2 separate regions of the Homo sapiens genome follow, and region 1 is linked to region 2. A link is an interaction called in ENCODE POLR2A ChIA-PET data of the cell type or tissue named here. Cell type or tissue: Caco-2. All regions are shown on one strand. Links, peaks and the distances in the headings refer to the core of each region. The heading gives the core; the rest is flanking DNA. Region 1 holds the start of A2ML1 (alpha-2-macroglobulin like 1). Region 2 overlaps RIMKLB (ribosomal modification protein rimK like family member B).

Region 1 (15,907 bases), core at 1-8,000, 69 kb before region 2:
CAACTGACAGAGAAGAGAAAGAAACTTCCGCTTACCTGTAGTTCCACCATGGAGTACTGAAAAGGAAAACCAGATAATGCGGGTTAAAGAAGGTTGACAGCAATAAGAATAAGTTTGCTGAAAGCAAAAGTTCACAAAGAATTCTTCCTTTCCCTCTTGCCCATTTCTTCATTTCTTCCTTTCTAAATGGCTCTTTTGTGCCCTGAAAAGAATAACAATGGGGGCACAGACTTCTTGGGAGGGAAACAAGGCAGGAGGAGGGTAAGAGTGGGGGCAGGAATCTCAAAGGAATTGCCAGTCTCCAAAAGATTTGAAGAACTGGAGCGTCAGACCAGTCTCAGTACCCTGTGACTGAGCTCTTGCACAAGAAACATGCCCTAAAAGAAGTATTAGCACCAGGGGGTTCCTCAATGTTTAAACCTCTTCTTGGTAGCCAACCATCTCCTGGCTTCTTCCTTTACCATCTGAATGCTTGTGGGCAGGAAGCTTACTTTCAAGCATTGCAAATAATTATTTTTAAAATTGTTTGAAATAGTTCCATTGGAGAATCATGTATCACTTTCCTCAAGACAGTAGTTGCTAAATAGATGTGAAACCATTAAGTTTGTGAGGAACAGGTCATTGTGCTTGCAACTAGATGAGATTGAAAGCTGGAATTCAGTGAATAGCAGGAGAGGGGCTCAGAGAGACTGCAAAGGTATTCAAAAGAGAAGACCAGTTTGGATCTAACTTGGAAAGAAGAAAATGAAATCAAGACAGTCCTTGATTTTTTTATTCTTGGGCCAAGTGTCATGTGATGCCAACCAGTGAAGAAGCTGAACCACTAAATACAAATATCAGCCTTGATAGTAGGGATAATGGCAATTCTTCAAAAAAAGCAAAAAATAAGGAGATCTAAGGATCACGATGAGCTAGGACTTCCACAAACCTGGGCTATATAAACATCAGGAGGAGAATATCACTAAGATTGCTATAAATTTCCATAAAGTCAAAACAAAACAAAACAAACAAACACTTCTTTAGGCCAGACACGGTGGCTCACACCTGTAATCCCAGCACTTTGGGAGGCTGTGGCGGTTGGATCACCTGAGGTTAGGAGTTCAAGACCAGCCTGGCCAACATGGTGAAACCCCTCTCTACTAAAAATACAAAAATTAGCCGGACATGGTGGCACATGCCTGTAACCCCAGCTACTCCGGAGGCTGAGGCAGAAGAATCACTTGAACCCGGACAGTGGAGGTTGCTTGAGCCGGGATCATGCCACTGCACTCCAGCCTGGGTGACAAAGTAACTCAAAAACAAAATACAAAACAACAACAACAAAAAACACTTCGATAACAAAGTACTTTTCTCACACAGGGATCAAGAATCAGGAAAGACATCAGTTGGCCAGAAATAGGCTCTGGAAGAAAATAAGTGTTTCACTAGGAAAGTAGCATTGCTGAGGCCAGGCATGGTGGCTCACGCCCATAATCCCAGCACTTTGGGAGGCTGAGGTGGGCAGATCACCTGAGGTCAGGAGTTTGAGACCAGCCTGACCGACATGGTAAAACCACATTTCTACTAAAAATACAAAATTAGCCAGATGTGGTGGTACATTCCTGTAAACCCAACTACTTGGGAGGCTGAGGCGGGAGAATCCTTTGAACCCAGGAGGGGGAGGTTGCAGTGAGCTGAGATCCCGCTACTGCACTCCAACCTGGGCAACGCAGCGAAACTCCGTCTCAAAAAAAAAAAAGGAAAGTAGCATTTCCGACTGGAAGTTGCCTGGAGTTTCTGAATAACTGAGTATAGCAATCAAGTTAGACAGGGTCAGTTAATATCAGGCTTACTTTACTTGTTTGGGGATTAAATATTGTGCTGTGTAAATGAAACTGACTTTGCAAAATTAAAACTGAGGAAACGATGACAGTGAAAGAAATCAGACCTAACCAACGCTATCTTGCTTCTAAGCAGTTCCACTCCTCTCACCTTAGGTACCCTCACTACGCCCCCTCTCAGCAGGAAGAAGCCAGAACAATCGACAGCCTTTTCCCATCTTCCTAGCCCACACCTGAAGATTAAGGTGTTATAAAACCCAAAGGGAGGGACTGAAGCCGCCTTTGCAAAATTATAACTGAGGAAACTATGAAAGTGAAAGATGTCAGACCTAACCGACTCCATCTTGCTTCTAACTTGTAAGCTGTCCTTGTGGATTCCTGGGTGTAAGCCAGACTAACTTTGGGAAGGAATTCAGTTCATGGTTTGACTCTGAAACAAAATTGATAACAGCCCTTTCCCAAAAAGACCCCCTTCTTGCCCGGGGACCAGTCTGCCTTTGCAGGACTAACAAATTAGCTACAAGATTAGAAATTACACTTTAGGGGTCATGCAGCCTCTGACTCCAAGAGTCTGAACCTCTTCAAATTGCTCCTGGGGAGAACATCACTGTTGTAAAACCCAAGATCAGCGCCTGAGATGTTCTGCAGACCCTGCATTCAGTGGATCAGCTGACACCACCCAGACCAGTAATCTGGCTCAACCAGTTCTGCCATCCCACCCAGGAGGAGGAAAACAGCAAGAAAACCTCACTTTGACCATCTATGACTCCATCTCCAACCTGACCAATCAGCACTCCCCACTTCCCAAGCCCCTACCTGCCAAATTATCTTTAAAAACTCGATTTCCTGGCCAGGCGCGGTGGCTCACGCCTGTAATCCCAGCACTTTGGGAGGCCGAGGCGGGCGGATCACTTGAGGTCGGGAGTTCAAGAACAGCCTGACCAACATGAAGAAACCCCGTCTCTACTAAAAGTACCAAAATTAGCCGGGCGTGTTGGCGCATGCCTGTAATCCCAGCTACTTGGGAGGCTGAGGCAGGAGAATCACTTGAACCTGGGAGGCAGAGGTTGCGGCGAGCCGAGATCGCGCCATTGCACTCCAGCCTGGGCAACAAGAATGAAACTCCGTCTCAAAAAAAAACAAAAACAAAAACAAAAAAAAACTCGATTTCCAAATGCTCAGGGAGACTGATTTGAGTAACAGTAAAACTCCAGTCTCCCACACAGCCGGCTCTGGGTGAGTTACTCTTTCTTCATTGCAATTCCCCTGTCTCGATAAATCAACCCTGTCTAAGCAGCAGGCAAGGTGAACCCATTGGGTGGTTACATAAACACAATTTTTATCCTAGCTTTCTTGGTAAAATTCCTTTTGTTAATCTCAGTGTTTCAACTGAATTTGGAGGGAGAGTTTGGCTGGAGAAATAGAGTGGGGAGGAAGGAGTAATTTCACAAGAGAAAGAGCCTAACTGCAGAAAACAGAACACCTGGAAGTAATCCCGCTTCATTTGAATCGTAACAGGGGTAGTTAATGAGATCAACCCTGAGGGTAAGTGAGTCTAAAATAGTGCTGCTGCGGGCCACGCTTTGAACCCAGCACTTCCTTGTTGCAGCTCTAGAGAAAACAGTCTGTTAAGAAGTAAGCACTCAGGCCGGGTGCAGTGGCTCAGGCCTATAATCCCAACACTTTGGGAGACCAAAGCGAGAGAGGCCAGGAGCTCAAGACCGGCCTGCGCAACAAGGTGAGACCCCCGCCCCCCACAACTCTACAAAAAAATAAAATAATTAGCCAGGTGTGGTAGTGCACACCTGTGGTCCCAGCTACTGGGGAGACTGAGATGGGAAGATTACTTGAGCCCGGGGCAGGGTCAAAGCTGCAGTGAGCCATGACTGCCACTGCACTCCAGCCTAGGTGACAGAATGAGACCTTGTCTTAAAATGTTAAAAAAAAAAAAAAAAAGTAAGAAGTACTCAACGTTATACCTACCAAAGAAAAGCCATAGGTGATGGGAAGGAGGAAGTAAAAGGAAATCTATATTGGGAAAGAGAGTAGCGGGTAGGGCATTACCAATCATAACAAGCTAATAACTCCCCTGCACATAGGGAAAGGAAACAGCAGCTCTGAGAACACGGAGATGGAAAATGGAAATCATGCTTTCTCTATGTTTATCTCTAAAAGTTTCATTTGAATACACAGGCTGGGACAGACGGAAGAGGAAGAAAGCAGGGGTGTCCGGGAGGTAAGTGTCTCAGAAGCATGTAGAAATGACACATGCTCCAACTTGAAATCAAACCTGTGGTAAGGCTTATGATTCTAGGGATGGGGAGTCCAAGGAAAAATCAAATATTCGCAAAATGTTGCTACATTTTAAGCTTTGGCATGTATTTATTTAATGTTGCCCTAAGAGAATTACCTACTTTGTAAATTATTTTGCCTCATAGAAACAGAGTGGAAGCGGACATTCTCCTTTCTGCCTTAAAAAAAAAAATGCTTTTGTCAGTCCTGAAGAAAAGGTCTTGAAGTTTGCGAAAACTCTTAAAATGAAAGGGGGCTGAGCATGGTGGCTCTTGTCTGTAATCCCAGCACTTTGGGAGGCCGAGGTGGGTGGAACACTTGAGGTCAGGAGTTTGAGACCAGCTTGGCCAACATGATGTAACCCTGTTTTTACTAAAAATACAAAAATTAGCCAGGCGTGATGGTGCGCGCCTGTAATTCCAACTATTTGGGAGGCCGAGGCAGGAGAATTGCTTAAACCCAGGAGGCAGAGGTTGTAGTGAGCTGAGGTCACGCCATTGCACTCCAGCCTGGGCCACAGAGCGAGACTCTGTCTCTAAATAAACAAATAAATAAAATAAAATGACAAGGAGCATAACCATCTCTCAAGAACCTGATGAATGTGTAGATACTGAAGCTGAGAACTGGTTACCTCTGCTTGTTCCTAGGCTGATTTAGGCTAGCTCCCTGAAGCTCGCCCAGCACTTCCAGTCCCACGCACACAGCAGTCTCCAACCCAGAGGGCCTCGCCTTGCCACGCCCAGGCTGAGAGGACTTCCACCCTAGAGAATCTCTCATCCTTTTCCCTGTTCTCCCTGCGCCACTCCTTCTCCTCCTCCCAACTCACCTTGTCATTCACTGGAACGAAGTTGCTATCCATGGTGACAATGCGGAAATACACTGGAAAGGAACAGGCATCATTAGCAAAGGGGATGTTTCCTGGCTCAGAATTTTTTTTTTTTTTTTTTTTTTGATACAGGGTCTCACTCTGTCACCCAGGTTGGAGTGCAGTGGCACAACCGTGGCTCACTTCAGCCTCAAACTCCTGGGCTCAAGTGATTCTCCCACCCCAGCCTCCGGAGTAGCTGGGACCACAGGCAGGTGCCACCACACTTGGCTAATTTTTGTAGAGACAGGGTTTCACCATGTTGGCCAGGCTGGTCTATGAACTCCTGACCTCAGGTGATCCACCTGCCTTGGCCTCCCAAAGTGCTGGGATTATAGGCGTGAGCCACCGCGCTCCGCCTCCTGCTCAGAATCTTTCCTCTATCCCTCCTCCTTCCTCACACATGCTCTGAGTCAGCAAAACCCCAACAGGTTTTACTTTTTTACAAAACCTGCTCTGAGAGTAAGGTAAAGTCCAAACACAGGCCTGGAGCTCAGGAGGCAGAGCAAGAGGCAGAATAGAAGCCTCCATTGACCACCCTCCTCATCCCCCACAGTAACACCAAACTGAACAACTGCCCACGCAAAACAGCACTGTCATAAGAACCAAAAATCAGAAGAGTGATCACAGTGCCTGGTTTTAACTTTATATCACTGAAAGAGGCACTGAAGAGGGTAGAAAAGACACACTTGAATTGCTGATTCACCCCCTCCCCGCCATCCCCCAGCAGTGACTGTGGTACAGAGACAGAATCGATGAGCTTGAGGGCGGGAGAGCACAGTGACTGTGGGACTTGGCTTTAGAATGCAATGCTGCCCAATCACAGGGGAAAGCACACAGGGCAGAACTCAGCCAGTGCCCATGGAGGGAGCATTTAGACCAGCGTTAGCCAGGGGTGAACTGCCCATCCCAGCGGTTGGAAGCTGAGTTCCGATTAGCCCCTGGGGCTCTAAATACTCAGCAGTGATAGCTGGGCAGTACTTGTCGTGGGCCTTGGGTGAGACTCAGAGACATGCTGGCTTCCAGTGATTCAGCACATTCCCAGCTGTGGTGACTATGGGGAGAGACTCCTTCTACTTGAGAAAAGGAGAGGGAAGAGTCAAGGGGACTTTGTCTTGCAGCTTAGGTACCAGCTCAGCCACAGTGGGGTACAGCACCAAGCAGGCCCTTGGGGTCGCCAGTTATGGGCTGTGGCTCTTGGATGCCATTTCTGGACCTGCTGTTTGTCAGAGGAGAGCTCACTGCCCTGAAAAGAGAGTCCCAGGCCAGGCACCATTCACCACAAGCTGGTGAAAGGAGACTTTGGGCCTCGAGAGAATACTGGAAGTATCCAGGCAGTACTCCTGTGGGCCTGGAGTAGTGGTGGCCACAGAGAGAGACTCCTCTGTGAAAAGGGGAAGGAAGAGTGGGAAGGACTTTGTCTTATGGCTTGGGTGCCAACTCAGCTGCAGTAGAACAGAACACCAGGTAGATTCCTAAGGTTTCTGACTCCAGGCCCTGGCTCGCAGATTACATCTCTGGACCTTCCAGGGTCATGGGGAACTCACCACCCTGAAGGGGAGGACACAAGCCTGGCTGGCTTTGTCACCTGCTGACTGTAGAGCCCTAGGGCCTTGAGCAAACATGGGCAGTAGCCAGGTACTGGTTACCACAGGCCTTGGGTGAGACACAGTACGGTGCTGGCTTCAGATCTGACCCAGTGCAGTCCCAATGCTGGTGGCCACAGGGGTGCTTGTGTCACCCCTCTCTCCAGGCAGCTCAGCACAAAGAGAGAAACTCTGTTTGTTTTGGAGAAAGTAAGGGAAGAGAACAGGAGTCTCCTCCTGGTAATCTGGAATTCTTCCAGATCTTATCCAAGACCATCAAGGAGGTACCTCTATGAGCCTTCAAGAGCCACAGAGATACTGAGCATGGGGTCCTCCCTAATGCAGATGAACTGCAGAGTCCAAACACTTAGATTACGACACCCAAGTCCCTTCAAATACCTGGAAAGTCTGCCCAAGGAGGACAGGTACAAACAAGTCCAGAATGCCAAGACTACAATAAATACCTAACTCTTCAATGCCCAGACACCAATGAACATCCACATCAAGACCATGTTGGAAAAAATTACCTCACCAGATGAACTAAATAAGGCACCAGCAACCAATCTCCCAGAAACAAAGATAGTGATCTTTCAGATCGAGAATTCAAAATAGCTGTTTTGAGGAAACTCAACAAAATTTTAGATAACACAGAGAAAGAATTCAGAATCTTATCAGATAAATTTAACAAAGAGAAAAAAAAAGAGGTATTGACTTTAAAGAGGAGGTTGAGAGAGAAAATGAGATGGAAAGTTTATTCAAAGTGAAAATAACAGAGAACTTTCCAAACCTAGAGAAAGATATCAATATTATTATTATTTGAGACAGTCTCGCTCTGTTGCCCAGGCTGGAGTGCAGTAATGTGATCTTGGCTCATGTGACCTCCGCCTCCCTGGTTCAAGTGATTCTCCTGCCTCAGCCTCCCCAGTAGCTGGGATTACAGGCACAGGCCACCTTGCTTGGCTAATTTGGTATTTTTAGTAGAGACAGGGTTTTGCCATGTTGGCCAGGCTGGTCTCGAAATACTCATCTCAGGTGATTTGCCCACCTCAGCCTCCCAAAGTGCTGGGATTACAAGCATGAGCCACTGAGCCCAGCTGAGAAAGATATCAATATTAATTACAAGATTATAGAACACCAAGCAGATTTAGCCCAAATGAGTCTACCTCAAGACATTTAATAATCAAACTCCCAAACATCAAGGAATAAAAAACAAAAAAGAATCCTAAAAGTGCAAGAAGACAGACGTGGTGGCTTACGCGTGTAACCCCAGCACTTTGGGAGGCTGAGTGGGGAGGATAACTTGAGGTCAGGAGTTGGAGACCAGCCTGGCCAACATGGCGAAACTCCATCTCTACCAAAAATACAAAAATTAGCCAGGGGTGGTGGCGCTCACCTGTAAACCCAGCTACTCGGGAGGCTGAGGCAGGAGAATCACTTGAACCCAGGAGGCAGAGGCTGCAATGAGCAACCATTTATTGCATTCCAGCCTGCGCGGCAGAATGAGACTCCATCTCAAAAAACAAAAAAACAAAAACAAAAATTAGCTGGGCATGGTGGCGCATGCCTGTACTCCCAGCTACTTGGGATGCTGAAGCACAAGAATCACTTGAACCCAGGAGGCAGAGGTTGCAGTAAGCAGTGATCCCGCCACTGCACTCCACAGCCTGGGCAACAGAGGGAGACTCTGTCTCAAAAACAAAAAAAATTCAGTAACATTTCTATATGCCAACAGGGAACAATCTGAAAAAGAAATTAAGAAAGATAATTCCATTTACAATAGCTATAAATAATATAAAATACCTAGGAATAAACTTTACCAAAGAAGTGAAAGATCTCAACAATAAAAACTATAAAATACTGATGAAAGAAATTGAAGAGGACACACAAAAACATGAAAAGAGATTTCATGTTTCTGGATTGGAAGAATTGATATTGTTAAAATTCCGTACTACCTAAGGCAATCTACAGGTTCATTGCAATCCCTATCAGAATACTAATGACATTCTTCACAGAAATTCTACATCCTAAATCTTAGGACTTTTGTAAAAAAAATCATAAAATTTTTATGGAACCATAAAAGACCTAAAATAACCAAATCTATTCTGAACAAAAAGAACAAAGCTGGAAGAATCACATTACATGACTTCAAATTATACTGCAAAGCTATAGTAACCAAAACAGCATGGTACTGTCATAAAAACAAATACATAGACCAATGGAACAGAATAGAGAACCCAGAAACATGTCTAGGGTGAACTCATTTTTGACAAAGGTGACAAGTGTATACACTGGAGAAAGCACAGGCTCTTCAATAAATGGTTCTGGGAAAATTGGATATCCATATGCAGAAGAATGAAACTAGACCCTCATCTCTCTCCATATAGAAAAATCAAGTCAAAATGGATGAAAGATTTAAATCTAATACCTCAATCTATGAAACTATTATATATAAGAAAACTTTGGGGAAACTCTCCAGAACATTGGTCTGGGCAAAGATTTCTTGAGTAATACCCAAGGAGCACAAGAAACCAAAGCAAAAATGGACAAACAGGATCACATCAAGTTAAAAAGCTTCTGCACAGCAAAGGAAACAATCAACAAAGAGACAACCCACAGAATGAAAGAAAATATTTGCAAACTACCCATCTGACAAGGGATTAATAACCAGAATATATAAGGAGCTCAGACAGCTGTATAGGAAAACATCTAGTAATCAGATTAAAGAACGGGCAAAAAGATCTGAATAGACATTTCTCAAAAGAAGACATACAAATGGCAAACAGGTATATAAAAAAGGTGCTCAAATCATTGACTGTCAGAGAAATGTAAATCAAAACTACAATGAGATATTATCTCACCCCAGTTAAAATGGCTTTTTTCCAAAAGACAAACAATAATAAATGCTGGTGAGGATGTGGAGAAAAGAGAACCCTCATACACTGTTGGTGGGAATGTAAATTAGTACAACCACTATGGAGAACAGTTTGGAGGTTTCTGAAAAAAACTAAAAATAGAGCTTCCATATAATCCTGCAAGCCCACTGCTAAGTATATATACAAAAGAAAGGAAATCAGTATATCAAAGACTATCTGTGCTGCCATGTTTATGGCATCAGTATTCACAATAGCCAAGATATGGAAGCAACCTAAGTGTCTATGAACAGATGATAAAAAATGGATTAAAAAATGTGGTACACATACATAATGGAGTACTATTCAGCCATAAAAAAGAATGAGACCCCATCCTTTGCAACAGCCTGAATGGAACAGGAGGTCATTATGTTAAGTAAAATAAACCAGACACAGAAAGACAAACTTTCCATGTTCTCATTTATTTGTGGGAGCTAAAAATTAAAACAATTGAAGTCGTGGAGATAGAGAATAGAATAATAATTTTTAAGTGTGTGGAAAAAAATAAGGTAAAAGGAAAAAAATTTTTTTGAAAGAGAGAGAGAGAACAGAATGATGGTTACCAGATGCTGGGAAGGGTAATGGTGGGCAGGATGAGGGGTGGGGTGGGAATGGTTAATGGGTACAAAAATATATTTAGCTAGAATGAATAAGATCTAGGGATCTTGTAGTTTTTAGCACAAAGAGTGACTACAGTCAACAATAATTTATTGCACATTTAAAAATTACTAAGAGAGTATAATTGGATTGTTTGTAATACAAGGAAATGATAAATGCTTGAGGTGATGGATACACATGTACCCTGATGTAATGATTACACATTGTGTGTGTGTATAAAAATATCTCATCTACCCCATAAATATATATACACCAGCTATGTACCCACAAAAATTTTAAATAAAAAAATAAAAAAAACCCAAACATAGTTTCTTTTCAGGGTGCCTGACTTTGAAATCTCAGAATGAAGTGCCCCTGTAAGGACGAATGAACAAATACAAAAAAAAAAAAAAAAAAAAAAAAAAACCCCAGTAGCTCAAGCCAAATGCCCTCAGTGCTTTCTTAGCCATTTACAAGCAGTTTGTTGTAAGGCCCAGCAACCCAGTTATACTTGCCAAATTCTATTCCAGAAGAAATGTGTACTTTTGTTTTAGATACACAAACTCAGTAGCAACCCCCACCTACTTCTCTTGCTTGTGTAGCGCAGCATGTATTCAACACTTGCACTACTTAATCCCCCCAGATTTTCCTCTCCTCTGCACTCCTTTTTTTCCAAAGCCTACTGTCAAACCACAAATCCCCTCTTTACCCCTGTGCACAGCGGTTTCCCCAGGTTTTAGTCGAACCCCAAATATGTGACTCTTACCTTGCTGCCCTGGGGTGTAGAGAGGTTTGTCAGTCTGTACAAAGGTGCCGTTCCCCTGCCTCTGAATTAGAACCTTTTTCTTCTCCTCAAAGCTGATGTTATTTCCAACTCCCGACACCCGGATTGTGGCCACTTCTTCTGTGCCACCAGCAGGAGGTGGTACCTGACCAAGAAAGGGGACTTCTGGGGAGGGGTAAGGGATTGGGGGAACAGAATCAACTGGTCTCAACCCAACAGTGAGTTAAAGGAAAGAGCTGAGTTAGATGGGGGTAGCAAGGATAGAGACATAAAACAAATTACCACGAGGAAGAATTAAGGTCAGGAACTAAAGGGAGAAATCCTAGGTCGAGGAAACCGTGGGTGAGTTATAGCCGGGGATTGAGGTTAAGTTGAGAAAAAATAGGTTTAGAGGCCGTGGCAAAAGATAACAGAAATTATACTTAAAGTAGATTATAGTGAGCCTAGGGAGGAGAATAGGCAAGTAAGGGATTCGAGTGAGGGCTGAGTCTGTGCTTACAAGAAAGGAGATACAATGTAAGTGCCTCTTCTTCAGTCCAGAGTATTCTAGCAACTTCTGGGTCTTGTCCTTGGTCTCCAGAGTAACCGTGAATTTAACATCACTGTACCCAGGGCTCAGGTCCAAACAAACCTTCTGAACGGAGGGGAAATTTAGCCGGGCTGGTAATGTCACCAGGTAGTTTCTATTAAAGGAGCAGAAGGATTTCAGGGCAATAATGATTCATTCACTCGAAAAATCCAGCACTCTCCTAAGCGCTCAGCAAGTAGCAGTGAATTAGACAGACCAAGCCCCTGCCTTCCTTATGCACCTCATTTTCTACAAGAAGCAGAGGGGCAACGACTCAGTGCACAGTCTTCAACTTCCGCCATCAGGAGGCCCTCACCGAGCACACATGCCTAGAGCACCAAGGAGGAAATTAGGCCTATTTCAGAAAACAGGGCACATTTTAATATTTATCTTTTTTAAAGCTTCCTCTTCATGCGTCAGCCTCCCTCTCTGGGTAAAGGATCAGTGGAACCAAAGAAGAGAAAAAAGGAGGAGGAAATTAAGATAAACCAAAGTTGATCTCCCCATCTCCATATAAATGTTTGAGAAAGTTAGGCGAAGAAGCCGCTGCCCTAATAAACCAATTCTGACACCAAGCACTCACGGAAGTTCTTCTGCAATGGCTGGTGATAGGGCCAACATTCCTAGAAGGAGCTGAGCCCACATCTTTGTGGGTGAGACAGATTTTTCCAGGGTCAGGGGCAGAGATCGCTCCGCGTAGCTTTATATACTAATTCCAGGTAGGGTGTGCAGTGATGACTGATGCTATAGTCAGTCACCTCCTGGCACCTGGAACACAGGAGGACTGTGTTCCTCCTTCTGTAACCACCAGGTTAGGTGGTGGACCAGGGTAGGGCCACTATTCACTTCTTTAAAGTTGTTTCTGCCTGGAACATCCATACTGGTTCAGCCAGTTTTGGGGGAAAACCAGAGCTGAGTATTCATAATGGTAAAGCTCTCAGAACATATTTTGAACTCCTCCCTTTTTTTCTGGTCTCATTCCAATTCCTGTTCTCATTTAATGTCCTTATTTTCTTTTATTATTCAATTAAGGTGTAGTTGGGAACACGGGTATGAGAACAGTTTCAATAGAAAAGCAGTAAACTTGGCCGGTCACAGTGGCTCACGCCTGTAATCCCAGCACTTTGGGGGGTTGAGGTGGGCAGATCACCAGGTCAGGAGTTCAAGACCAGCCTGGCCAACATAGTGAAACCCTGTCTCTACTAAAAATACAAAGAAAAAAAAATCAGCTGGGCATAGTGGTGGGTGCCTATAGTCCCAGCTACTTGGGAGGCTGAGGCAGGAGAATCGCTTGAACCCGGGAGGTGGAGGTTGCAGTGAGCCGAGATCATGCCACTTTACTCCAGCGTGGGTGACACAACGAGACTCTGTCTCAAAAAAAAAAAAAATTAATACTACTCAGTATTGTTGTGACTGTATGGAAATAGGGACACACACAGTCCTAGAGAAAATAGAATGTGGATAACTTTCTCATGGCAATTTTGTAATACACACCAAAGCCTTTGAGATTTGCATATTCTTTCACTCAGCAACTCCTACTCTGGAAATGTTTCTTAATGAGGAAAAAAAGGACAGCATGCATGTATGCACAAGTGTAACACTGAGTTTTTTCACACTGTTCTTTCTTTTTTTTCTTTTCTTTATTTTTTATTTTTTTGAAGTAGAGTCTCACTTTATCACCCAGGCTGGAGTGCAGTGGCACAATCTCAGCCCACTGCAGCTTTGACCTCCTGGGCTCAAGCGATCCTCCCACCTCCACCTCCTGAGTAGCTGGGACCACAGGTAGGCACCAACACTCCTGGCTAATTGTTTTGTATTTTTAATAGAGACAGGGTTTCACCATGTTGCCCAGGCTAGTCTCGAACTCCTGAGCTCCAGGGACCACCTCAGCCTCCCAAAGTGCTGGGATTACAGGTATGAGCCACCGTGCCCAGCCCACAGTGTTCTTTATGATGGTAATACTTAGAAGTCACCTAAAATATAAATTAGTCTAAGTGCAGTGGCTCATGCCTATAATCCCAGCTTTTGGGAGTCAGAAGCTGGAGGATTGCTTGAGCCCAAGAGTTTGAGACCAGCCTGGGCAACATAGTGAGACCCCGTTTTGTAACCACCCAATGGATTCACCTTGCTTGCTGCCTAGACAGAGCCGATTTATCAAGACAGGGGAACTGCAATGGCAAAAGAGTAATTCACGCAGAGCCGGCTGTGTGGGAGACTGGAGTTTTATTATTACTTAAATCCTTGAGCCTTCGTGGATCAGAGTTTTTAAAGATAATTTGGCAGGTAGGGGCTTGGGAAGTGGGGAGTGCTGATTGCTCAGGTTGGAGATGGAATCATAGAGGGTCGAAGTTAGATTTTCTTAATGTCTTCTGTTCCTGGGTGAGATGGCAGAACTGGTTGGGCCAGATGACTGGTCTGTGTGGTGTCAGCTGATCCCATGGAGTGCAGGGCCTGCAAAATAACTCAATTACTGATCTTAGGTTTTACAGCAGTGATGTTATCCCCAGGAGCAATTTGGGGAGGTTCAGACTCTTGGAGCCAGAGGCTGCATGACCTCTAAACTGTAATTTCTTTTTTTTTTTTTTTGAGACAGAGTCTGGCTCTACCGCCCAGGCTGAAGTGCAATGGCGCGATCTCGGCTCACTGCAAGCTCCGCCTCCCGGGTTCACGCCATTCTCCTGCCTCAGCCTCCCGAGTAGCTGGGACTACAGGCGCCCGCCACCACGCCCGGCTAATTTTTTGTATTTTTAGTAGAGACGGGGTTTCACCGTGTCAGCCAGGATGGTCTCGATCTCCTGACCTCGTGATCCGCCCGCCTTGGCCTCCCAAAGTGCTGGGATTACAGGCGCGAGCCACTGCACCCGGCCTCTAAACTGTAATTTCTAATCTTGTAGCTAATCTGTTAGTCCTACAAAGGCAGACTGGACCCCGGGCAAGAAGGGGGTCTTTTTGGGAAAGGGCTGTTATCAATTTTGTTTCAGAGTCAAACCATGAACTGAATTCCTTCCCAAAGTTACTTCGGCCTATGCCCAGGAATAAACAAGGACAGCTTAAGGGTTAGAAGCAAGATAGAGTCGGTTAGGTCTGACTTCTTGCACTGTCATAATTTCCTGTTACAATTTTGCAAAGGCAGTTTCAGTCTGTATAAAACATTTCTTTAAAATTAGCTGAGTGTGGTGGTGCACGCCTGTAGTCCCAGCTACTCTGGAGGCTGAGATGGTAGGATTTGCTTGAGCCCAGGGGTTCAAGGCTGCAATGAGCCATGATAGCACCACTGCACTCCAGCCTGGGCAACAGTGAGAACTTGTCTCATAAAATAAAATAATAAAATAGATTAGCCAGGATGCTCTCTGGGACCAATGATCATCCTATATCAAACCAGCCTAAACAAAAAAGTGTTTTTGGTAACTGGAATGGATCCAACAGGAAGAATGAGCTTATGGAACCAGAGCACCTTGAAAAACTTGACAGCCCAGGAGTGGAGACGTGGTGCAGCCAGGGCCGACTCCTCCCAGTCCTTCTCTCTTGTGTACTTGTCTCTGATTGGTTCATTTTCTCCTACTGCACACAAGCTTTTCTTCAAGTCGTAGGGAGGACGGCAGCTGGGAGCCCTCAAGCCATATTCGTTCAGCTCCACGACCCCAACTGACAAAATTTTTCACCTATGTTATAGAAATTCCCGAAGAAGGACTGTGTTCCTCCCTCTCTCGCTGGCTCACCTCTGAATCAGTCACTGTAGTCAGGAGGGTATGATAGGCAGGGCCTGGGTCATTCTCCCACCTAAAGGCCAGGGTGATGGGGTACTGTGATTGGCCACCCCTTTAGAACCACAGGGAGTTGGGGAGGGGAAATTGTTCAAAGAAATCACTACAGTAGGAAAAGTGTTGGTGTAAAGAGCTGCAAACATAAAACATTAAGTCTATTACAATGCCCCATAAAGAGTTCGGTTGAATAAACTGTCATGTTAATATAAAGCAATACTCTGCTGCCATTAAAAATAATGTTTTCATGATAAGGGGAATTATTTGCAATGCTAATTGAAAGGGGTTGGGGCTGGTGCAGCGGCTCACACCTGTAATCCCAGCACTTTGGGAGGCCGATCCGTAGGAGCTCGAGACCAGCCTAGTCAACATGGCGAAACCCTGTCTCTCCCAAAAATACAAAAATTAGCCAGGCATGGTGGTGGGCGCCTATAATCTCAGCTACTCGGGAGGCTGAGGCAGGAAAATCACTTGAACTGGGGAGGTGGAGGCTGCAGTGAGCTGAGAGCATAACATTGCACTCCAGCCTGGGCAACAAGAGTGAAATTCCGTCTCAAAAAAAAAAAAAAAAAGAAAAGAAAGGGGTTGGGGAAAGTGATACAAAACGACATGTGGCAAGTTCCACTTTAACTTGGAATTTGAAAGGCTAGAAAGAGTGTGGCTTGGTGGCTCGAGCCTGTGATCTCAACACTTTGGGAAGGCAAGGTGGGAGGGTTGTTTGAGGC
Region 2 (16,018 bases), core at 2,880-10,879:
GCTATTACTGCAAAAGGAACTAGGATGAGAAAGGTTCACGGCTCAGTTTTACTTAGCTATCCTTTATTCCAATGTTACTTTACCAATATAGAATGCCCTAGGAAAAGACTGAAAACTCCCCAATACATTAAATAAAGCCAGCATAACCTTAATATCAAATGTGATAAAGTTTTTTAAAAATAATAATATTGGCCAATCTTATAAAAACAGATGAAAACATTCTAAGGCAACCCCCTTTGGGTCCCCTCCCTTTGTACAGGAGCTCTGTTTTCACTCTATTAAATCATGCAACTGCACACACTTGTGGTCCGTGTTTGTTACGGCTCGAGCTGAGCTTTTGCTCACTGTCCATCACTGCTGTTTGCCACTGTCCCAGACCCACCGTTGACTTCCACCCCTCCAGATCCAGCAGGATGTCCTCTGTGCTCCTGATCCAGTGAGGCACCCATTGCTGCTCCTGATCGGGCTAAAGGCTTGCCATTGTTCCTGCACAACTAAGTGCCTGGGTTCTTCCTAATCGAGCTGAACAGTAGTCGCTGGGTTCCACAGTTCTCTTCCGTGACCCATGGCTTCTAATAGAGCTATAACACTCACCACATGGCCCAAGATTCCATTCCTTGGAATCCCTGAGGCCAAGAACCCCAGGTCAGAGAACAAGAGGCCTGCCGCCATATTGGAAGTGGCCCTGCCGCCATCTTGGGAACTCTAGGCACAAGGACCCCCTGGTAACATTTTGGTGACCACGAAGGGACCTCCAAAGCAGTGAATAATATTGAACCACTTTGGCTTGCTATTCTGTCCTATCCTTCCTTAGAATTGGAGGAAAATACCAGGCACCTGTCAGCTGGTTAAAAATAATTAGCATGGCCGCCAGACTTAAGACTCAGGTGTGAGGTTGTCTGGGAAAGAGCTTTCTAACAAACCCAAACCTTCTGGATTGGGAGCGTTGGTCTGCCTGGAACCAGCTTCCGCTTTCAATTTTCCTGGGATAGCTGAGGGCCGACTAGAAGCAGAAAGCTGTCATCCCGAACTCCTGGTGTTAGCCGGTTGAGATCATGGCGCAGACAGAAGTCTCTACTCAACAGATGCCCATGCGTACACCCCTACTTTTCCTTCTGACCCATAGCTTCTGGGTCCCGACCACGACTTTCTTGAAAGTGTAGCCCAAAATTCTCCTTACCTCTGAATCTACTTCCTCTGATCCCTGCCTCCTAGGTACTAATGATTCAGACTTTCATTTCCTCTAGCAAGCTGTATTTCCAAAGGGATCTAAGGAAGCTCTACACTGCGTCCTTAGGCCCCTAGGCTACGAAGCCAGAGAGTCTTGTCCCTGGTGTCTCTCCCAATTTAGGCATACAGCTCTCGACATGGGCAGTTATGTGGGACCTGTTCCCCACCACCCTTGCCAGGGCCCCAAGTTTGTAAAGGGCTAGGAGAAAAGAGAAAGAGAGACAAAGGGGGCCAAAGAGAGAAAGAGAAAGATAGAAGTAGTAAAGGAAAAACAGTGTGCCCTATTCCTTTAAAAGCCAGGGTAAATTTAAAACCTATAATTGATAATGGAAGGTCTTCTCCGTGACCCTGTAACACTCCAATACTACCTTGTTGTCAGGGTAAACAAGGGCGTAGCCCGAAAACACTGAGACCACTGACAACTCCGTAGCCTTCCTATCAAAAATCTTTCACCCAGTGACCCATGGATGGGCCAAATGCATTCAGTCGGTAGCGGCAACTGCATTGCTAAAAGTAGAAAAATAATCTTTAGAGGAAACCTCATTGTGAGCACCTCACCAGTTCAGAATTATCCTAAGTCAAAAAAGCAAAAAGTTAGCTTACTAACTCAAATCTTAAAGTATGGGGCTATTCTGTTAGAAAAAGGTGATTTAACATTAACCACTGAAAATTCCCTTAACCTAGCAGATTTCCTAACAGGGGATTTAAATCTTAATTACCATACAAAGGTCTGACCAGACCTAGGAGGAACTCCCTTCAGGACAGGAGATAGAGGGTTCCTCCCGGTGACTGAGGAAAAAAACACAGTGGGTATTCAGCAATTGATAGGGAGAATCTTGTGGAAGCAGAGTTAGGAAAATTGCCTAATAATTGGTCTGCTCAAACCTGCGAGCTGTTTGCACTCAGCCAAACCTTAAAGTACTTACAGAATCAAAAAGACTCTATCTCAATCCCGACTCAAAAGGTTACCTACACCCTCTCTGAAACAAATTTGCCTAAGAACTGTTGTTTATGGGAATGCATGTTGATGGGGCAGCTGGGGTGTTATGAAATGCTCAGGAACCCAGCCCAGCTCTAGAATTCACCTCTGAGTGCAAAGGCAACGTTGGGCACGCTGGTAAAGGACCACTAGAATCCAGCAGCCGGACCCCTTTCTTTGTGGTCAAGAAAGGCGGGAAAACAGGTGCAGGACTGCTACATCAGTGAGCGTAACTAATCCGATAAGCAGAAGTCCATGGGTGGTTACACACCCTGGAAAGGAATAAGCATTAAGACCATAGAGGACGCTCTAGGACTAATGCTCATCAGAAAATGATTTGGGGTGCTGGCATCCCTATGTTCTTTTTTTCAGATGGGAAACATTCCCCCCAAGGCAAAGTACATCTCCTAAGATGTACTTTGGAGAATTGGGACCAATTTGACCCTCAAACGCTAAGAAAGAAATGACTTATATTCTTCTGCAGTACTGCCTGGCCACGATATCCTCATCAAGGGGGAGAAACCTGGCCTCCCGACGGAAGTATAAATTATAACATCTTACAGCTAGACCTCTTTTGTATAAAAAAAGAGGCAAATGGAGTGAAGTGCCATATGTACAAACTTTCTTTTCATTAAGAAACAAGTCACAATTATGTAAAAAGTGTGATTTATGCCCTACAGGAAGCCCTCAGAGTCTACCTCCCTATCCCGGTGTCCCCCCAGCTTCTTCCCCAACTAATAAGGACCCAAAAGGAGATAGACAAAGGGGTAAACAATGAACCAAAGAGTGCCAATATTTCCCGATTATGCCCCCTCCAAGCAGTGCGAGGAGGAGAATTCGGCCCAGTCAGAGTGCATGTACCTTTTTCTCTCTCAGACTTGAAGCAAATTAAAATAGACCGGGGCAAATTATCAGATAACCCTGATGGCTATATTGGTGGTTTACAAGGGTTAGGACAATCCTTTGATCTGACATGGAGAGATATAATGTTACTGCTAAATCAGACACTAACACCAAATGAGAGAAGGGCCGCCATAACTGCAGCCCGAGAGTTTGGTGATCTCTGGTATCTCAGTCAGGTCAATGATAGGATGACAACAGAGGAAAGAACAATTCCCCAAGGCCAGCAGGCAGTTCCCAGTGTAGACCCTCACTGGGACACAGAATCAGAACATGGAGATTGGTGCCACAGACATTTGCTAACTTGCGTGCTAGAAGGACTAAGGAAAACTAGGAAAAAGCCTACAAATTATTCAATGATGTCCACTATAACACAGGGAAAGGAAGAAAATCCTACTGCCCTTCTGGAGAGACTAAGGGAAGCACTGAGGAAGCATTCCTCCCTGTCACCTGGCTATTAAAGGCCAACTAATCTTAAATGATAAGTTTATCACTCAGTCAGCTGCAGACATTAGAAAAAAACTTCAGAAGTGTGCCTTAGGCCCTGAGCAAAACTTAGAAACCCTATTGAACTTGGCAATCTCGGTTTTTTATAATAGAAATCAGGAGGAGCAGGTGGAATGGGGCAAACGAGATAAGAAAAAGGCCACTGCTTTAGTCATGGCCCTCAGGCAAGCAGACTTTGGAGGCTCTGGAACAGAAAGGCTGGGCAAATCCAACGCCTAATAGGGCTTGCTTCCAGTGTGGTCTACAAGGACACTTTAAAAAAGATTGTCCAAATAGAAATAAGCCGCCCCCTCGTCCATGCCCCTTATGTAAAGGGAATCACTGGAAGGCCCACTGCCCCAGGGGACGAAGGTCCTCTGAGTCAGAAGCCACTAACCAGATGATCCAGCAGCAGGACTGAGGGTGCCTGGGGCAAGTGCCAGCCCATGCCATCGACCTCACAGAGCCCCGGGTATGCTTGACCATTGAGGGCCAGGAGGTTAACTGTCTCCTGGACACTGGCGCAGCCTTCTCAGTCTTACTCTCCTGTCCCGGACAACGGTCCTCCAAATCTGTCACTATCCGAGAGGTCCTAGGACAGCCAGTCACTAGATACTTCTCCCAGCCACTAAGTTGTGACTGGAGAACTTTACTCTTTTCACATGCTTTTCTAATTATCCCTGAAAGCCCCACTCCCTTGTTAGGGAGAGACATTCTAGCAAAAGCAAGGGTCATTATACACCTGAATATAGGACAAGGAACACCCGTTTATTGTCCCCTACTTGAGGAAGGAATTAATCCTGAAGTCTGGGGAACAGAAGGACAATATGGACAAGCGAAGAATTCCTGTCCCGTTCAAGTTAAAGGATTCCGCCTCCTTTCCCTGCCAAAGGAAGTACCCCCTTAGACCCGAGGCCCAACAAGGACTCCAAAAGATTGTTAAGGACCTAAAGCCCAAGGCCTAGTAAAATCATGCAGTAGCCCCTACAATACTCCAATTTTAGGAGTACAGAAACCCAACGGACAGTGGAGGTTAGTGCAAGATCTCAGGATTATCAATGAGGCCGTTGTCCCTCTATACCCAGCTATACCTAACCCTTATACTCTGCTTTCCTAAATGCCAGAGGAAGCAGAGTGGTTTACAGTTCTGGACCTTAAGGATGCCTTTTTCTGCATCCCTGTACATCCTGTCAATTTTTGTTTGCCTTTGAAGATCCTTCAAACCCAACGTCTCAACTCACCTGGACTGTTTTACCTCAAGGGTTCAGGGATAGCCCCCATCTATTTGGCCAGGCATTAGCCCAAGACTTGAGCCAGTTCTCATACTGAAGGACACTCTTGTCCTTCGGTACGTGGATAATTTACTTTTAGTCGCCCATTCAGAAACCTTGTGTCATCAAGCCACCCAAGCGCTTTTAAACTTCCTCGCCACTTGTGGCTACAAGGTTTCCAAACCAAAGGCTCAGCTCTGCTCACAGCAGGTTAAATACTTAGGGCTAAAATTATCCAAAAGCACCAAGGCGCTCAGCGAGGAACGTATCCAGCCTATATTGGCTTATCCTCATCCCAAAACCCTAAAGCAACTAAGAGGGTTCCGTGGCATAACAGGCTTCTGCTGAATATGGATTCCCAGGTATGGCGAAATAGCCAGGCCATTATATACACTAATTAAGGAAACTCAGAAAGCCAATACCCATTTAGTCAGATGTACGCCTAAAGCAAAAGCGGCTTTCCAGGCCCTAAAGAAGGCCCTAACCCAAGCCCCAGTGTTAAGCTTGCCAACAGGCCAAGACTTTTCTTTACATGTAACAGAAAAAAAACAGGAATAGCTCTAGGAGTCCTTACACAGGTCCGAGGGACCAGCTTGCAACCTGTGGCATACCTGAGTAAGGAAACTGATGTAGTGGCAAAGGGTTAGCCTCATTGTTTATGGGCAGTGGCAGCAGTAGCAGTCTTAGGATCTGAAGCAGTTAAAATAATACAGGGAAGAGATCTTACTGTGTGGACATCTCATAATGTAAACAGCATACTCACTGCTAAAAGAGACTTGTGGCTGTCAGACAACCATTTGCTTAAATATCAGGCTCTATTAAAGAGCCAGTGCTGCAACTGTGCACTTGTGCAACTCTTAATCCAGCCACATTTCTTCCAGACAATAAAAAAAAGAACATAACTGTCAACAGGTGATTGCTCACACCTACGCCGCTTAAGGGGACCTTCTAGAGGTTCCCTTGACTGATCCCGACCTCAACTTGTATACTGATGGAAGTTCCTTTGTAGAAAAAGGACTTCGAAAAGCAGGGTACGCAGTGCTCAGTGATAATGGAATACTTCAAAGTAACCCCCTCACTCCAGGAACTAGCGCTCAGCTGGCAGAACTAACAGACCTCATTCAGGCACTAGAATTAGAAGGAAAAAGGGTAAATATATATACAGACACTAATATGCTTACCTAGTCCTCCATGACCACGCAGCAATATGGAGAGAAAGGGAATTCCTAACTTCCAAGGAACACCTATCAAACATCAGGAAGCCATTAGGAGATTATTCTTGGCTGTACAGAAACCTAAAGAGGTGGCAGTCTTAAACTGCCGGGGTCATCAGAAAGAAAAGGAAAGGGAAGTAGAAGGGAACCACCAAGACGACACTGAAGCCAAAAGAGCCGCAAGGCAGGACCCTCCATTAGAAATGCTTATAGAAGGACCCTAGCATGGGGTAATCCCCTCCGGGAAACCAAGCCCCAGTACTCAGAAGAAGAAATAGAATGGGGAACCTCACGAGGATGTAGTTTCCTCCCCTCAGGATGGCTAGCCACCAAAGAAGGAAAAATACTTTTGCCTGCAGCCAACCAATGGTAGTTACTTAAAACCCTTCACCAAACCTTTCACTCTCGCTGCACCTCCTCCTTGCCGCTGTACTACCAGTAGCTCCCTTTACCAAGAGCTTCTATGGAGAATGCAGCTTCCCAGAAATATTGACGCCCCATTGTAGTTTTTCTAAAGGAAACCCCACTTTCACCACCCACACCCATATGCCCCTGCACTTCAGGTCATACATTTCAATTCCTGTATCTTTAACCTCCTTGTTAAGTTTGTCTCTTCCAGAATCAAAGCTATAAAACTACAAATGGTTCTTCAAATGGGGCCCCAGATGCAGTCCATGACTAAGATCTACCGCAGACCCCTGGACCGGCCTGCTAGCCCATGCTCCGATGTTAATGACATCGAAGGCACCCCTCCCGAGGAAATCTCGACTGCACGACCCCTACTATACCCCAATTCAGCAGGAAGCAGTTAAAAGCAGTCGTCAGCCAACCTCCCCAACAGCACTTGGGTTTTCCTGTTGAGAGGGGGGACTGACAGACAGGACTAGCTGGATTTCCTAGGCCAACTAAGAATTCCTAAGCCTAGCTGGGAGAGGTGACTGCACTCACCTTTAAACACAGGGCTTGTAACTCAGCTCACACCCGACCAATCAGGTAGTAAACAGGGCTCACTAAAAGACAAATTAGGCTAAAGCAGGCGGTAAAGAAATAGTCAAATCATATTATCGCCTGAAGAGCACAGGGGGAGGGGCAATGATCGGTATATAAACCCCAGGCATTTGAGCAGGGAGCGACAATCCCCTTTGGGTCCCCTCCCATTTTATGGGAGCTCTGTTTTCGCTCTATTAAATCTTGCAACTGAAACAAAAAAAGATCTAAATAAAATATGAAAAAAACAAATTCGGTAATTTTTGAAAGAACAGTAAGCTATCCAAAGAAGGTTTATTTTTAAAATGCAAAGGGCAATTTGGAAAAACAAATTCTTTTTTTTTTTTTTTTTTTGCTATCTCCCCCTCACCCTCTCGTCTCAACCACCTGAGTTAACCGGGTTTACAGGCATGTGCCAGCATGCCAAGCTAATTTTTGTATTTTTTGTAGAGATAGAGTTTAGCCATGTTGCCCAGGCTGCTCTCAAACTCCCGAGCTCAAGGCCCACCCTGGCCTCCCAAAGTGCTGGGATTACAGGAATAAGCCACTGCACCCGGCCAGAAAAATTATTTTTAATCTAAAATATATCAACATAATCCATCACACCAAGAAATTAAAGGTCTTAAGGATCCTTATTAGGATAGCTAAATAAAACTGAGCTGTGAACCTTTCTGGTCCTAAATTAAAGATGCCAAGATGGCACAGCAAAAGAAACTACCATCAGAGTGAACAGGCAACCTACAGAATGGGAGAAAATTTTTGCAATCTACTCATCTGACAAAGGGCTAACATCCAGAATCTACAAAGAACTCAAACAAATTTACAAGAAAAAAACAACCCTATCAACAAGTGGGCGAAGGATATGAACAGACACTTCTCAAAAGAAGTCATTTATGCAGCCAACATACACATGAAAAAATGCTCATCATCACTGGCCATCAGAGAAATGCAAATCAATAACCACAATAAGATACCATCTCACACCAGTTACAATGGCGATCATTAAAAAGTCAGGAAACAACAGGTGCTGGAGAGGACGTGGAGAAATAGGAATGCTTTTACACTGTTGGTGAGACTGTAAAGTAGTTCAACCATTGTGGAAGACAGTGTGGCAATTCCTCAGGGACCTATAACTAGAAATACCATTTGACCCAGCCATCCCATTACTGGGTATGTATCCAAAGGATTATAAATGCTGCTGCTATAAAGACACATGTACACGTATGTTTATTGTGGCACTATTCACAATAGCAAAGACTTGGAACCAACCCAAATGTCCATCAATGATAGACTGGATTAAGAAAATGTGGCACATATACACCATGGAATACTATGTAGCCATAAAAAAGGATGAGTTCATGTCCTTTGTAGGGACATGGATGAAACTGGAAACCATCATTCTCAGCAAACTATCGCAAGGACAAAAACCAAACACCGCATGTTCTTACTCATAGGTGGGAATTGAACAATGAGAACACTTGGACACAGGAAGGGGATCATCACACACGGGGGCCTGTTGTGGGGTAGGGGAAGGGGGAGGGATAGCATTAGGAGATATACCTAATGTAAATGACGAGTTAATGGGTGCAGCACACCAACATGGCACACGTATGCATATGTAACAAACCTGCACGTTGTGCACATGTACCCTAGAACTTAAAGTATAATAAAAATAAATAAAAAATAAAGATGCCAAGATGGCACAGGATAAAATCTGACAATCATCCCTCCTAAACACTCTAATAGAATCTCTAATAGAATCAATCTCCTTAAATATAGTATCCTAAATAGCAAAACACTAAACCTATTTCAGTGGAAATCAGAAACTAGACAGAAATCACTGCAATCCTTATTGCTTAACACTATACTGGAGGTTCTAAAGCAGTGGTTCTCAACTGGGGAGAATCTGGAAATTGTATGGTGGCATTTCTGCTTGTTTGAGATCTGGGGCGGACATATTGGCATTTAGTAGTCGTTGGTCAGAAATGCTATGCAAAAGACAAAACTGCCCAATTTAAAACTAAGCAAATATAATGAAGAGCAATACATACACAAGTAAATACAAATGACCAAATAAACTATGAAAAGATTCTCTCATCGTTCATGGTGAGAAAAATACAAATTAAAATAGCCATAAGATAGCAATTAATTCTCATCTGATTGGAAAAAAAATTGCAAGTTGAAATGCAAAAAGTTATGGGCTTTTTAAAAAGTAATCTGATTGATTATTTAGAGACGGAGTCTTGCTCTGTTGCCCAGGCTGAAGTGCAGTGACACGACCTTGGCTCACTGCAACCTCTACCTCCCAGGTTCAAGTGATTCTCCTGTCTCAGCCTCCTGAGTAGCTGGGACTACAGGTGGCTGCCACCATGCCCAGCTAATTTTTGTATTTTTAGTAGAGATGGGGTTTCACCATGTTGCCCTTTGGTCTCAAACTCCTGACCTCAAGTGATCCTCCCACCTCAGCCTCCCAAAGTGCTGGGATTACAGCATGAGCCACTGTGCCTGGCCATACATTTTTTTAAATATGTATTTTGTTCCATCAATTCCAACCTTGATGAGACTTATCAAGACAAAGGCACCAGTATATAAAGCAAAGCATATTCACAGGATGTTTATAGTATTATTGCTCACAATAGTAAAACACTGAATACAAATTGCAATTCAATTCTGGCAAACAAGGTAGAGAGGCTCTTGCTCTATCAGATATCTACCCATAGTACCAAAAGAATAAAGACTGGTATTCATACATAAAAAGCACGATACAATAGACTAAGGGACCTTGCAATAGACCAATGCACATATGGAAATTAAACACGTTACAAAGTAGTAATAAACAGACTATTCAATAAGTAGTGTTCAGACAACCGGTTATTCATTTCGAAAAAAGAAAACAGGATCTCCTTCATGATGCTGAACAGCAAAATCAATTTCAGGTAGATTAAAGTCCTAAACACGGAAAAGCTTTTAGAAGACTATTCAAGAACTGAACATGACCAAAGGGTGGAGAAGAATTTCTTCAATTTAAAAATAGTAGAGAATATAAAGAAATAGATGAATATGCTTGACATTAAAAGGGACAATTTTTGTCCATCAAAATCTATAATCAAAAAAAAGAAGAAGAAATACCACAGACTGGGATGAAAATACTGTACTTACAATTCATATAACTGACAGAAGAATTTGAAGTCAGATTAGATAAATCTGGTCAGGTGCAGTGGCTCAAACCTGTAATCACTGGACTCTGGGAGGCTGAGATGGGAGGATCACTTGAGGCTAAGAGTTCAAGACTAGCCTGGGTAACATAGCAAGACTTCACCTCGATAAAAAATAAGGTATTTTTATAAAGGAAAAAAAGAAAAAGAGCCTGCAGATCAATACAAAAAAGGAAAAAAAAAATCTCGATTAAAAAAGGACACAAAGGACCTGAACAGGCAATTCATAGATGAGATACCAGAATATGCACTAAAAAAAAGCAAACAGATGCATAATCTCAACAGTGAGAGATAAATTAAAATAATGACATGACAGGCCAGGCGCAGTGGCTCACGCCTGTAATCCCAGCTCTCAGGGAGGCAAGAGGCAGGAGGATAGCTTGAGCCCAGGAGTTCGAGACCTGCCTGGGCAATATAGCGAGACCCCATTCTCCAGAAAAAGGAAAAAAAAAAAAAAGACAAAAGTTCACATTATTTTGGCAGGTTTAATGTCTACCGACCTTACAGGTTGGCAAGAAGTTGGCACTATAAGAAACTATTCAATGAGGAGAAATTCTAAGGTAGTATGCTCACTTTGGAGAATCATTTGGCAATATCTAGTAGAGCTGAAGTTATTGTAATACACTACAACACAGAAATCCCACTTCTGGGTGAATGGGCTAACCCAGAAATACTCTTGACGATGTATCTAAGGATGAAGTTTTATAACATAAAATAATAACTAGTTTAGGAATACAGACAGAAGAACTAAAAGTACATTATAGGAAAGATAAATACCAAGTTCAGGATGTGGGGAAGAGAGAAGAAAATGATCAGAGAGAGTAAACAGATAACTATATTGACAACTTATTTCTAAAGCTGGTTAATGGGTGCAAAGGAATCCTTTATACCTTTTTGTAAGCCTCAATGATCTCAAAACAACTTTTTTTTTTTTTTTTTTTGAGACAGGGTCTTGCTGTGTCACCTAGGCCAGAATGCAGCCTCCCAAGTAGCTGGGACCAGAGGTGTGAATCACCACGTCTGGCTTATTTAATTAATTAATTTTTTATAGAGATGGGGTCTCTCTACATTGTTCAGGCTGGTCTCAAACCTCAGGGCTCAAGCCATTCTCTTGCCTCGGCATCCCAAAGTGTTGGGTGGGGGACTACAGGACTGAGCCACAGCACCTGACCTCAAAACAAACTTAATGAAAAAAGTATACTTCTTAATATAAAACTAAGTTACTTTCTAAAGTTCCTTTTGCCTGAACTATGAAGAGTAACTATTAATTAAATCTCAATGTAGTAAAGTAAAAGTGACTCATAAAAGAAAAGATGCCATTTAGCTCTCTTCTAGCTAGTCAGCAGGACGTGTTATAATGAAAAATTAAAATGAGACATGAAGAGCTAATTCAAGGAGGCAGAAGTCATTTTTCAAGAATAGGAAGTAGGCTGGGCACGGTGGCTCACACCTGGTGGCTTCCAGCAATTTGGGAGGCTGATCACTTGAGGCCAGGAGTTCAAGACCAGCCTGGTCAACATGGTGAAACCCCATCTCTACTAAAAATACAAAAATTAGCCCAGCATTGGGGTGCACACCTGTAGTCCCAGCTACTCAGGAGGCTGAGGCACGAGAATTGCTTGAACCTGGGAGGCAGAGGTTGCAGTGAGCTGAGATCACACCACCGTACTTCAGCCTGGGTGGCAGAGCAAGACTCCATCAGAAAAAAAAAAAAAAAAAAAAAAAAAGTAGAAAGTAAAATTAATATAACCAATATCTTTCAAATCTTCACTGTGTTCTTACTCTATCATGTATTCTGAATAAGCCACCATATTGAATTTCATACTTATCAATATATTGCCTTTTCTTTAGTTTTACTAAATGTTTGTATTCCCAACACTGCATTGTTTAGTTTTGCATATATTTAAATTTTATATAAATGCAATACATGTATTCTCTTCTTTGACTTGCCTTTTTAAATGAACATTATGTTTCTGAGATTCATCCATGTGATTATAGATCTCAGAGAGATAAGTAGGAATCTGGGGCCTGGTAGCCAGGGCAAGAACTTAAAATTTTTCTGGGAATGAAACTGGGGAGCTATTGGAGGAATTTTTTTTATTTTTGTTTTTGAGACAGGCTGGAGTGCAGTGGTACGATCATGGTTCACTGCAGCCTCGACCGCCCAGGCTCAAGCAATCTTTCTGCCTTAGCTTCCTGAGCAGCTGGGACCACAGGTGCATGCCATGATGCCCAGCTAATTTTTTTTTTTTTTTTTTGAGGCAGAGTCTCACTCTGTTGCCCAGGCTGGAGTGCAGTGGTGCAATCTTGACTCACTGCAACCTCTGTCTCCTGGTTCAAGAGATTCTCATGCCTCAGCCTCCAGAGTAGCCGGGACTAAACAGGAATGTGCCACTGCACCTGGCCAACTTTATATTTTTAGTAGAGATGGGGTTTCACCATGTTAGCCAGGCTAGTCTTGAACTCCTGGCCTCAAGTGATCCATCGACCTTGGCCTACGAAAGTGCTGGAATTACAGGTTTGGGCCACCAAGCTTGGCCCCAGCTAATTTATTTTTATATTTTGTAGAGACAGGGTCTCTCCCTCGATTGCCCAGGCTGGTTTTGAACCTTGAGGTCAGGATGATCTTCCTGCCTCAGCCTCCCCAAGTGTTGGGATTACCAGTGTGAGCCATTGTGCCCGGCCCTATCGGAGGATTTTGAGCAAAGGCTGATTTGACTTGCAATGTAAAAGCATCCGTCATATCACTGCGGTGTTAGGAAGAGATTAGGAGGGAAGGGTAGAAGCAAGAAGACCCCTTAAGGGGCTACTGTAGGTAATCCAAATAAGAGAAGGTGGTATTAGGAGTGCAGATGGTAAAAAATGGTCAGATTTGGAAACATTCTGAGTAGAGATTTCAAGGGGTTCCTGACAATTTGAATATGAGGTATAAGAAAAGAGAGGGACCAGGATGCCTCTAAGGATTTGGGTCTAAATCAGAAAAACAGAGCTGTCATTAACCAATAGAGAGAGGCTGGATGTGGTGGCTCTCATCTATAATCCCACAAGTTTAGAAGGCCAATGAAGGAGGATTACTTGAGCCCAGGAGTTTGAAACCAGCCTGAGCAACATAGGGAGACCCTATCTCTACAAAAAAAAAAAAATGTAAAAAATTAGCCCGGCGCTGGGTGTGGTGGCTCATGCCTGTAATCCCAGCATTCTGGGAGGCCGAGGCAGGCATATCACCTAGGTCAGAGGTTTGAGACCAGCCTGGTCAACATGGTGAAACTCCGTCTTTACTAAAAATAAAAAAATTAGCTGGGCATGGTAGCAGGTGCCTGTAGTCCCAGCTACTCAGGAGGCTAAGGCAGGAGAATCACTTGAACTCATGAGGTGGAGGTTGCAGTGAGCTGAGATTGCACCACTGCATTCCAGCCTGGGTGACAGAGTGAGGCTCGTTTCAAAAAATAAAATAATTAGACGGGCATGGTGGCATGTGCCTGTGGTCTCGGCTACTTAGGAGGCTGAAGCAGGAGGATCGCTTGAGCCTGGGAGGTTGAGGCTGCAGTGAGCTGTGATCCTGCCACTGCACTCCAGCCTGGGAGACAGACAAGACCCCATCATTCACTCACTCATACATACATACATATATACATATATAAGAATAAAATGATAAGGAGATAACTACAGGTAGAACACATTGTAAGGAGTTCAGTTTTGGAGATACTGAGTAAGCAATTCCTTATATAAACCTGGAGGTGGAGCAGGGAAAAAAGCCTAAATTGGAGATAGAAATTTGGAAATAATAAACATACAAATGGTATTTAAAGTCATGAGCTGTACAAGATTACTAAGGAAGTGATATAAACAGAGAAGAGGAGGATAAAAACCCAAAGCCTAAGCTCTGATGTACCTAACAATAAGAGATCTGAGAAAATACATATTTAAGAAAATCAAAATCAGCAATCTTGTTTGGACCAATGGGTAAAATGGGTTATGACATCTTATAGGAACTCCAATTATATACAAAATAAGTACATCACCAAAGAGGGAATCTCTTAACTTTTGTCAGATAACCAATACATGTGTAAATTGGGTTACAAATTGAGAACGGGTGAAGGCAGATTTAATATGATTCAGTGAAACAGAATTATATTACTAGAAAAATAACTCAAGAGTTTAATTACATTGATGGCATGTGTAAAAATCATATTTACATGTAAAAGGAAATACGTTTTTCAACTTATTAAGAAGGTCTAGAGTTACATACATATGAATACTCACTGGACAATTATAAATGTTACTTTATATACTAGAAAGATAATTGCATTATTTTTACCTAATGAGCAGTTGCTTTGCATTCTCCCATCTGTTGAACAACGTAACATGGTGCCAACCACACGGCCTCCCACGACAATGACACGTACATCCCGTCCATGAGACTCTTTAACATACTTCTGGAACAGGTATGGCGCTTCATGGCGAATAAGATGGCTTAGATCAGCCAAATGGTGCTTATCTCGAGCCAAGAAAACAGCTTTACCTATGATTGAAAAGAATAAAAATACATGTTAAGTCATCAATTGTGGGCAGATGATACCTATTATCTGAATCTTCTTGTATCACAATCTGCTATTTCAGAACCAACTACATTTTTTTTTTAAGTTTTCTTTGTTAGAACTGTTTTAACAGTGAAATAATACAAAAATATATAAAGACAAGGTAAATAGTCTCCTTTTACTACTCCCTAAACTCTTTCATGACAAACTAAAATTTATTTTGATATATGCTGAGGCAGGGGTCTAGATTTGTACTTCTCCCCAGGTTAGCCAATAATGAAACCTTATTCACTAGCAAATCTTTTTATCTCTGAATTAAAACATGTGTGATATATTATTATAGAATACATTAATATACGATATTAGGATATAGTAATATAGCAGTATGTTACCTCAATTTATTTCTGAATTCTCTAGCCTGTTCCACTGCTCTATTTGTCTATTTCTGTGCCAACGGAAGTGGCTGTTTTTGATATATGGTTCTAAATTCTTCCCATGGTGGGGAGGGGAAAGGAGGGATACTGAATCTATGTCACTTCTGGCTGAATCTAGGAGGGCTTGTGATTGCTCCAAACAAGAGAATATAGCAGAAGTAATTCTATTATGACTTATGAGGGTAGACCATAAAAGGTCATACAGATTCTTTGTTCACTTTAGCATTCACTGCAGGAGGCCTGAGACTCTTGGCTGCTCTACTGGAGAAGCCAAATATAAAGAATCCAGTCAATAGTTCCAGTTGAACTCTGATCCAGCCATCCCTGCCGAAACACAAAATATGTCACTGTACTCAGACTGATATATCATTTTATGCCTTAAAATCCTACCTTAGGCTGGGCGCAGTGGCTCACACCTGTAATACCAACACTTGGGGAGGCCGAGGCAGGTGGATCACCAGAAGTCAGGAGTTCGAGACCAGCCTGGCCAACATGGTGAAACCCCGTCTCTACTAAAAATAGAAAAAACAAAGTAGCTGGGCGTGGTGGCAGATGCCTGTAATTCCAGCTACTTGGGAGGCTGAGGCAGGAGAATCGCTTGAATCTGGGAGACAGAGGTTGCAGTGAGCTGAAATCACGCCACTGCACTCCAGCCTGGGCAACAAGAGCAAAACTCCATCTCAAAAAAAAAACAAAAAACAAACAATAACAACAACAACAACAACCTACCTAAACTACCTTAATTCAAAGTCATTAAGATATTT

The links. Peaks named below come from ENCODE experiments on the same cell type or tissue, not always from the same donor. Only the 100,000 strongest peaks of a DNase experiment are listed, where the experiment ranks them.
Region 1: POLR2A ChIA-PET joins it to region 2 with 10 read pairs; 2 of 35 experiments call an interaction of 5 or more read pairs at or near these places.

What each region holds. Positions count from the first base shown.
Region 1 is chr12:8,818,811-8,834,717 of GRCh38, reverse strand. A2ML1 (alpha-2-macroglobulin like 1) reads right to left here and starts at 12,097. Exons shown (of 36, transcript NM_144670.6): 1 at 12,005-12,097; 2 at 11,353-11,536; 3 at 10,836-10,998; 4 at 4,939-4,991; 5 at 36-56. The coding sequence starts at 12,066. A2ML1-AS1 (A2ML1 antisense RNA 1) reads left to right here and starts at 3,412. Exons shown (of 2, transcript NR_046715.1): 1 at 3,412-4,056. RefSeq lists enhancers at 1,890-2,633, 5,606-6,348 and a silencer at 15,051-15,345. In Caco-2, for the core only: no CTCF peak of the experiment used is centred there; DNase peaks (open chromatin) are centred at 2,501 and 4,886.
Region 2 is chr12:8,752,676-8,768,693 of GRCh38, reverse strand. It overlaps RIMKLB (ribosomal modification protein rimK like family member B), which reads right to left. Exons shown (of 6, transcript NM_001297776.2): 5 at 14,601-14,804. Among named protein-coding and RNA genes, the nearest start is that of LINC02972, 28 kb to the left of the region's middle. In Caco-2, for the core only: no CTCF peak of the experiment used is centred there; no DNase peak of the experiment used is centred there.